Regions from separate parts of the Mus musculus genome. Here region 1 is linked to region 2. The links are chromatin loops, found by intact Hi-C in ENCODE. Cell type or tissue: heart. All regions are shown on one strand. Links, peaks and the distances in the headings refer to the core of each region. The heading gives the core; the rest is flanking DNA. Region 1 holds the start of Ccdc15 (coiled-coil domain containing 15). Region 2 holds the start of Robo4 (roundabout guidance receptor 4).

Evidence for each region. A loop is a pair of places that touch in the nucleus more often than their neighbours do. Peaks named below come from ENCODE experiments on the same cell type or tissue, not always from the same donor. Only the 100,000 strongest peaks of a DNase experiment are listed, where the experiment ranks them.
Region 1: it touches region 2 in a loop (2.5-fold over the local background); 2 of 42 quality-filtered maps call a loop at or near these places.

What each region holds. Positions count from the first base shown.
Region 1 is chr9:37,347,210-37,350,117 of GRCm38, reverse strand. Ccdc15 (coiled-coil domain containing 15) reads left to right here and starts at 1,761. Exons shown (of 16, transcript NM_001081429.2): 1 at 1,761-2,084; 2 at 2,195-2,380. The coding sequence starts at 2,201. In heart, for the core only: a CTCF peak has its summit at 1,594; a DNase peak (open chromatin) is centred at 1,697; H3K4me3 peaks cover 1,802 bases; H3K27ac peaks cover 1,538 bases.
Region 2 is chr9:37,400,465-37,403,372 of GRCm38, reverse strand. It overlaps Robo4 (roundabout guidance receptor 4), which reads right to left and starts at 1,401. Exons shown (of 18, transcript NM_001309390.2): 1 at 1,222-1,401; 2 at 486-818; 3 at 64-221. The coding sequence starts at 1,291. In heart, for the core only: no CTCF peak of the experiment used is centred there; DNase peaks (open chromatin) are centred at 162, 672, 1,422 and 2,592; H3K27ac peaks cover 700 bases.

The DNA of each region.
Region 1 (2,908 bases), core at 86-2,585, 53 kb after region 2:
AAGAAAAAAATTGGTACTCATTAGCTCAGAGTTCTCTGATGGTGCTCCATCTCAACACATTATAGTACTCAACATGCTCTATGTTGAGTACTTGGCATGCTCATCTCCATTCTACCCCTTTCATCCTCTTCTAGTCAGCCTCCTTCACTTCTCCCAGTCAGTCAGTGCTCCCACATTAATGCTCATTCTCTACCCAGAAGACAGTGTGTGTGTGTGTGTTGTATGTGGGGGGTATATAGGTGCCTAGGGAGGCAAAAAGAGGACACTGGATCCACGGAGCTGGAGTTATAGGAGAGTGTGAGCACGTGAGTGCTGGCATATGAACTTTAGTCCTCTGGAAGAGCAGGAAGCAGTCTTAATTAACCATCTCTCCAGCTCCTACCTGGAATCATCCTATACCTGGGTATGATGTTTTGTGACTGTTATTCCAGCCCTTGGGAAGCTGAGGCAGGAGGAACCTGAACTACCTAGGAGATCCCATTAAAAGCTGTGAAACAATCAACTATATACCTAAAACCCTCCCTTGAAGAGTATAAAGGCTTGTTCTATGATCATATATAGTTTCTGTTTAAAAGTAGACTAGTTAAAAAAAGTTGGCAGGGTATATAGTTCTTGACCAGCATGTATGAAGCCCTGGGCTTAACTTCCAGTACTGAGTAAAATGAAATACAAACAAAACTCAAAGATCAACTTCAATTGCCCTAGTGATGTCTTCTCTGGAAATGTCCTATCAATGTCAGTGTAAATTCTCCAATGGATTTTAAATTCTCCAAACAAGGGATCTTTGTTCACTGGGAGTATCTGGAGTAACCAGAAAACATACTGATATATAAAATGCTTGCAATAAGGTATGTTGAAGTAAAGCAGGGTGACACGTGCCTGTAACGGCAGCCATTGGGAAGGCTAAGGCAGGAGGATTGCAAGTTCGAGGCCTGGGCTACACAGTGAGTTCAAGTCCAGCATGGGCAACTTAGTGAGACCCTAACTTAAAAGCAAAATTATTAAGGCAGCTAGGGTTTCCACTGCTGCACTTGCCTAGAATGCCAGAGGCCCTTGGTTCAACCCCCAGCACGAATATACACCTTGAGTAAAATGAGTGTATGTCTTTTGGGTTTAATGAAATATCCCAAGCATTGTTTGGAGTGAGTTGTGATGGTCACACACAAGAACATGTCAAAGGTAATCACGAAATAGCGTTGTAAACCTTAGGGGCTGCATAAAAGCGCAGTCTGGTTGATTGTTGGCTTGGTTTGCTTCTCAAGGATCCACTGGCAACATGTTCTTGCCCAGTGGTTCTCAACCTTCCTAATACTGCGACTCTTTAATACAGTTCCTTATGTTGTGGTGACCTACAACCATAAAATTTGGGTGCGACTTCATAACTGTAATTTTGCTCCTGCTATGAACTGTAATGTAAAATATCTCATTGCAGGATATCTGATATGCGACCCCCAGAGGTAGCGACCCTTAGGTTGAGAACTGCTCTGTCTATTCCCGAGATTTCCTCAGCGGTGAACGCTTACTCGCCTGTTCATCATGTCAGACCTCTCACTTCGAGATTTGAGAAGACTACAGCGCCAGTATCCAAAGAGAGGCCGAGTCTAAGCTCGCTGCCGGATTCAACAACCCGCTCTAGTCCTCCCCAACCAAAGGGCAGGAAGCGGAAGTGACGTAATCCCCGCGCTCGGATTCCCGCCTCCCCAGCCCAAGACGGGTGACAAATGCGGAAGAGGCAGGGCAGGCGTGGGCCCCGGGGTGGCAGTTTGCTGTTTGTCCTTTGCGTAGCAGCCCGCGGAGTTTGAGTCTGTGTGTGAGACGGACCGGATCGCGGCAGGCTCCAGGCTTCACAGGTCTCCTATCCAACTGTTGGAGCCTCACAGGACCCCGCTTTCCTGGCCGGGCTTCAGACGCCCCCCACCTCCTGTGCCCAGGCTTCTTAAGACCCCCGGCTCCTGCCCGGGCCTTAGACTCCCCTCCAGCCCCATGCCGTGGGCCGGCGCTTTTCCACCCGCGGTCATCTCAGACTCAAGCCCTGCCCTTAGCGCCCGCCTATGCTCACCTCTGGGCAGGCTTTCATCTCCCAAGTAAATCCTTGTTTTTTCGTCCTCTCATCTCCGTTCCTTCTAGAAAGTAATTTTTACGCCTTTCCCCCTTGTCTTAAGCCTTGTCCCTCTTTCTCTTTTCTTCTAACCAGAAGTCAATGCCAGGAGGTATGGCGCCCCTCAAGAAGCCTCGGAATCCCACAAAATTGCCCCTGGCTTTAAATCCCACGAAGAGCAAGGACGTTTTGGCAGTGCTGGCTGAGAGGAACCAGGCCATAATACCAGTTGGGGCTTGGGTGGAACCTGCCTCACCAAATTGGTCGGGAATTCCAGCACATGTGAGTGTCAGTTGACCCGGTTACTGTGATCGCTGCCAGCCCTTTTTATTAGCCTTCTCTAAATTTTTGGTACTTAAAGAAAGATGAACTGCTGGAGGATGCTGTTTCCATTCTGATACAGGTTATATTCTTGCGTCAAAATTATACAACAATGATGTGTTTTCCAAAACTTGCTTCATCTTTGGTTGACACAATCAAATATTAACTTAGTTCTTACTACATACCAGCAAGTAGGCTAGTTTACTTCACAAACATGGTTGTTTGCTGTGAATGGCATAGGTACTGTGTACAATTTCCCGACACTGTAACATAAGAAGAATGACAGTTGGTCACTCTTCAAATGTTAAGTAGTTGCTCAGAGTTTATAAGTTTTTAAATGCAGATCCAGGCAAAATGAAAATAAGAAAATAAAAGAAAGAGGTTAATCCTGATAGACTCTGAGGAAGTTGTAAATTCCACGGGGCCAAGGAACTTCTTGTTTATTTTTGTTTTTGGGGTAAACTAGGTCCTTAGGATGTAGTTGTTGAA
Region 2 (2,908 bases), core at 104-2,603:
TCAATGTGCCCAGGACAGGATGATGTATGGGCAAAGGAGTTCCCAGGATTGGGGTTCACTCACTGTGCGCCTCCCTGGCTGGAGGACCAGGGGTTTCCCGTCTTTCCACCATGAGACCGAGGGTTTTGGGTAGCCCCAGGGAGGACCACACTCAAGAACCAAGCTCTCTCCCACCACGGCCACTGTGTCCCGAGGTTGGATCTGGAAGTCCTCCTGGAGGACTATTGGGAAGTCAGCAAATCAGCAGGAAGCACGTCTACCCACCCTGAGTCCTTCTAACATCCTAACATGGATGGCTTATCCGAACATGCTTACCCAATTCTGCTCTACCACTTCCTTGCCCCTCTATCTCTAGTTTAACCTAGTTCTCCATCCCAAGACCCTCAGTCCCTGCCTCCCTTCACAGACAGACTCTCGTATTTCCCTGGACACAAGCATCTCAGCCTAACTCTGCTTCCCCCTGGGCCTACCCTCCCAAGCCTCACCAGCCACAGACAGCCTAGCACCCCGGCTCACTGCTGTGCCCAGCCGGTTGCTGGCCTCACATGTGTAGACACCCAGGATTGCTGAGAGGATGTTCTGGTCATCTTGTGGCCGTCCCTGGACAGAGGGCCGATGTAACAGGAGGGTCCCATCCGGCAAAAGGTAATGTAGGTCTGGGGTGGCCATGCTGAGGGGCTGCCCATTCAGCAGCCAGCGGATAGTGGGAGGTGGTTGGCCGGATGATCTGCACCTCATCTTGGCTGGGCCAGAGCCCTGAAGTAGCTGGTCCTGGGGGTGAACTAGGATCTGGGGTGGAGAATCCAGAGCCTCACCTCCTAAGAGGGAAAGAGAGACTCCTGTACTGCACCCCTTCTATGTCTTGTGTAGGAATCTGTAGTCTTGTGTAGGCTTATCTTACTGAACATTTATTTCCAAATAAGAAGCTAACTAGGAGGGGAGAAGGTCTGAGTCCATAGGTCAAGATCTGCATAGCTCTTTCTCTGTTGCACGCACACACACACACACACACACTCTCTCTCTCTCTCTCTCTCTCTCTCTCTCTCTCTCTCTCTCTCTCTCTCTCTCAACCCCCATCTTTGTCTCTGATACTTCACTGCTAACTAGAAGAAAGGCACCAGACAACAGAGATGCTCCTTTGTCCTGCTGGCTTTGGATCCAGACCGTGGATCCTGCCATGAATCCAGGAGCGTGGGTTAGGAGAGGGAGGGCCCTACTCACCCATGATGAAAAGCAGCAGCAGAGGCAGAGGCCACTCCGTCCCCAGGAGGCCCGTTCCTCCAGAGCCCATGGCTGCTCTCGGCTCCTCTCCTTGTCCCATACACTTTTGTCCGGTTGTTCTGAGCTCACAGCAGTAAGGGAAGAAAGGGAGGGGTGGGGTGGTGGTAGTTGTTTGTGACTGAGACTCTGTCCCAGTAGGGAAGCAGCTTTGAGGAAACGGATGCTTCCTGCCTGGCCCTCATGCCTTAGAGAACTGGGAGGGGACCAGAGGTGAGAAACTCTCTGACCTCTACACTTCAGCTGTAATCCCCGGGATGCTAACTGCAGGCTAAGGGTTTACTTCATGTCTGAGTTAGGGTTTCTTAAATGAAATCCTCACACTGATCCCAATTGTACCCATACAATCTGCCAACTCCACAGCTCTGTTCAAAGCATATGTTTAATCTTGGTCTCTATCGGCTTTTTCCCATTAGCCAGCCACCTAATAGAGGAGGAGGAAGACCAGAGGTTGAGCCTCAGACATAGGAGTAAGGAGCTGAAGATAGAGTCCAAAGGGCTTACAGGCCAAGAAAGCAAGGGGCACATGGGGGTCAGGAGGTAGCAAGTGTCTATCTCTGGTCCAATCCCCAGGAGCAGGTAGACTGAGTCTTGGGAGGCTAGAAAGTAGGAATGACTCAGAACCTTAAGCTTTGAAAACCCATGGACTAGCTGGGCAGTGGTGGCACACGCCTTTAATCCCAGCACTTGGGAGGCAGAGGCAGGCGGATTTCTGAGTTCAAGGCCAGCCTGGTCTACAGAGTGAGGTCCAGGACAGCCAGGGCTACACAGAGAAACCCTGTCTCAAAAAAGAAAAGAAGAAAAGAAAAAGAAAACCCATGGACTATGTACGCATTTTCATCAAAAGATTTGGAAATGATGTCTGTGGGCTCTTGGGCAGATTCCTTCATCCTCAAAGCCAGTTTTCATACCTGTAAAATGGGGATATTAATAATAGACACCACCTTCAGATCCAGAGTAAAACTGGAATGAGATTAGGCATGAGATAGACTAGGTATGGACACAGGGGTATCACCTGTGTTTTTGTGCACATCCCACCACTGAAACTCTCTGAAGCATCATCAGTGGGATGGGTTCTAGGATTGGGGAAGATGGTCGTAATGAAGCCTTCCAAGGCTGGCCTGGTCTGACACCTGTCTTCTATGGCTACATAGCACACAACCTACACAACAACTAAGCTGACTGTATTGGCTCCTCCCTGAAACCCAGAGAGACTGCCTTCTCCTCAGAGCCCAGCTCCTGTTTACCAGTCTCTTCCTTCCAAATCTGGAATCTCAGCCATTTCCTAGAGCTGTTCACAGAAGGCCAAGGCCAGGCTCTGAGCTTCAGCGGAAAAGCGTGCAGGCTTTGTTCTTCATTGTTCTGGCCAGCTTGTCTGGAGGCCCCTAACACAGCTGACCCTTCTCCCTTCCTCCCCCTCCCTGTTGGGTTTCAGGAACAGCATCAGCCCTAACCACTGGACTTCTGTGCTTCATCTCTTTCTGTCTCCTGAGACAAACTAAGACTGATTAAGACAGGATTAATGGGGGAAAAAAAAAAACCTTAAAAACACTACAGTCTTTACAAACTGAGTGAGTCTGTGGGCTACAGAATAGAAGTGAATAGAGTGACTATAAAAAGAAGGGTGGAA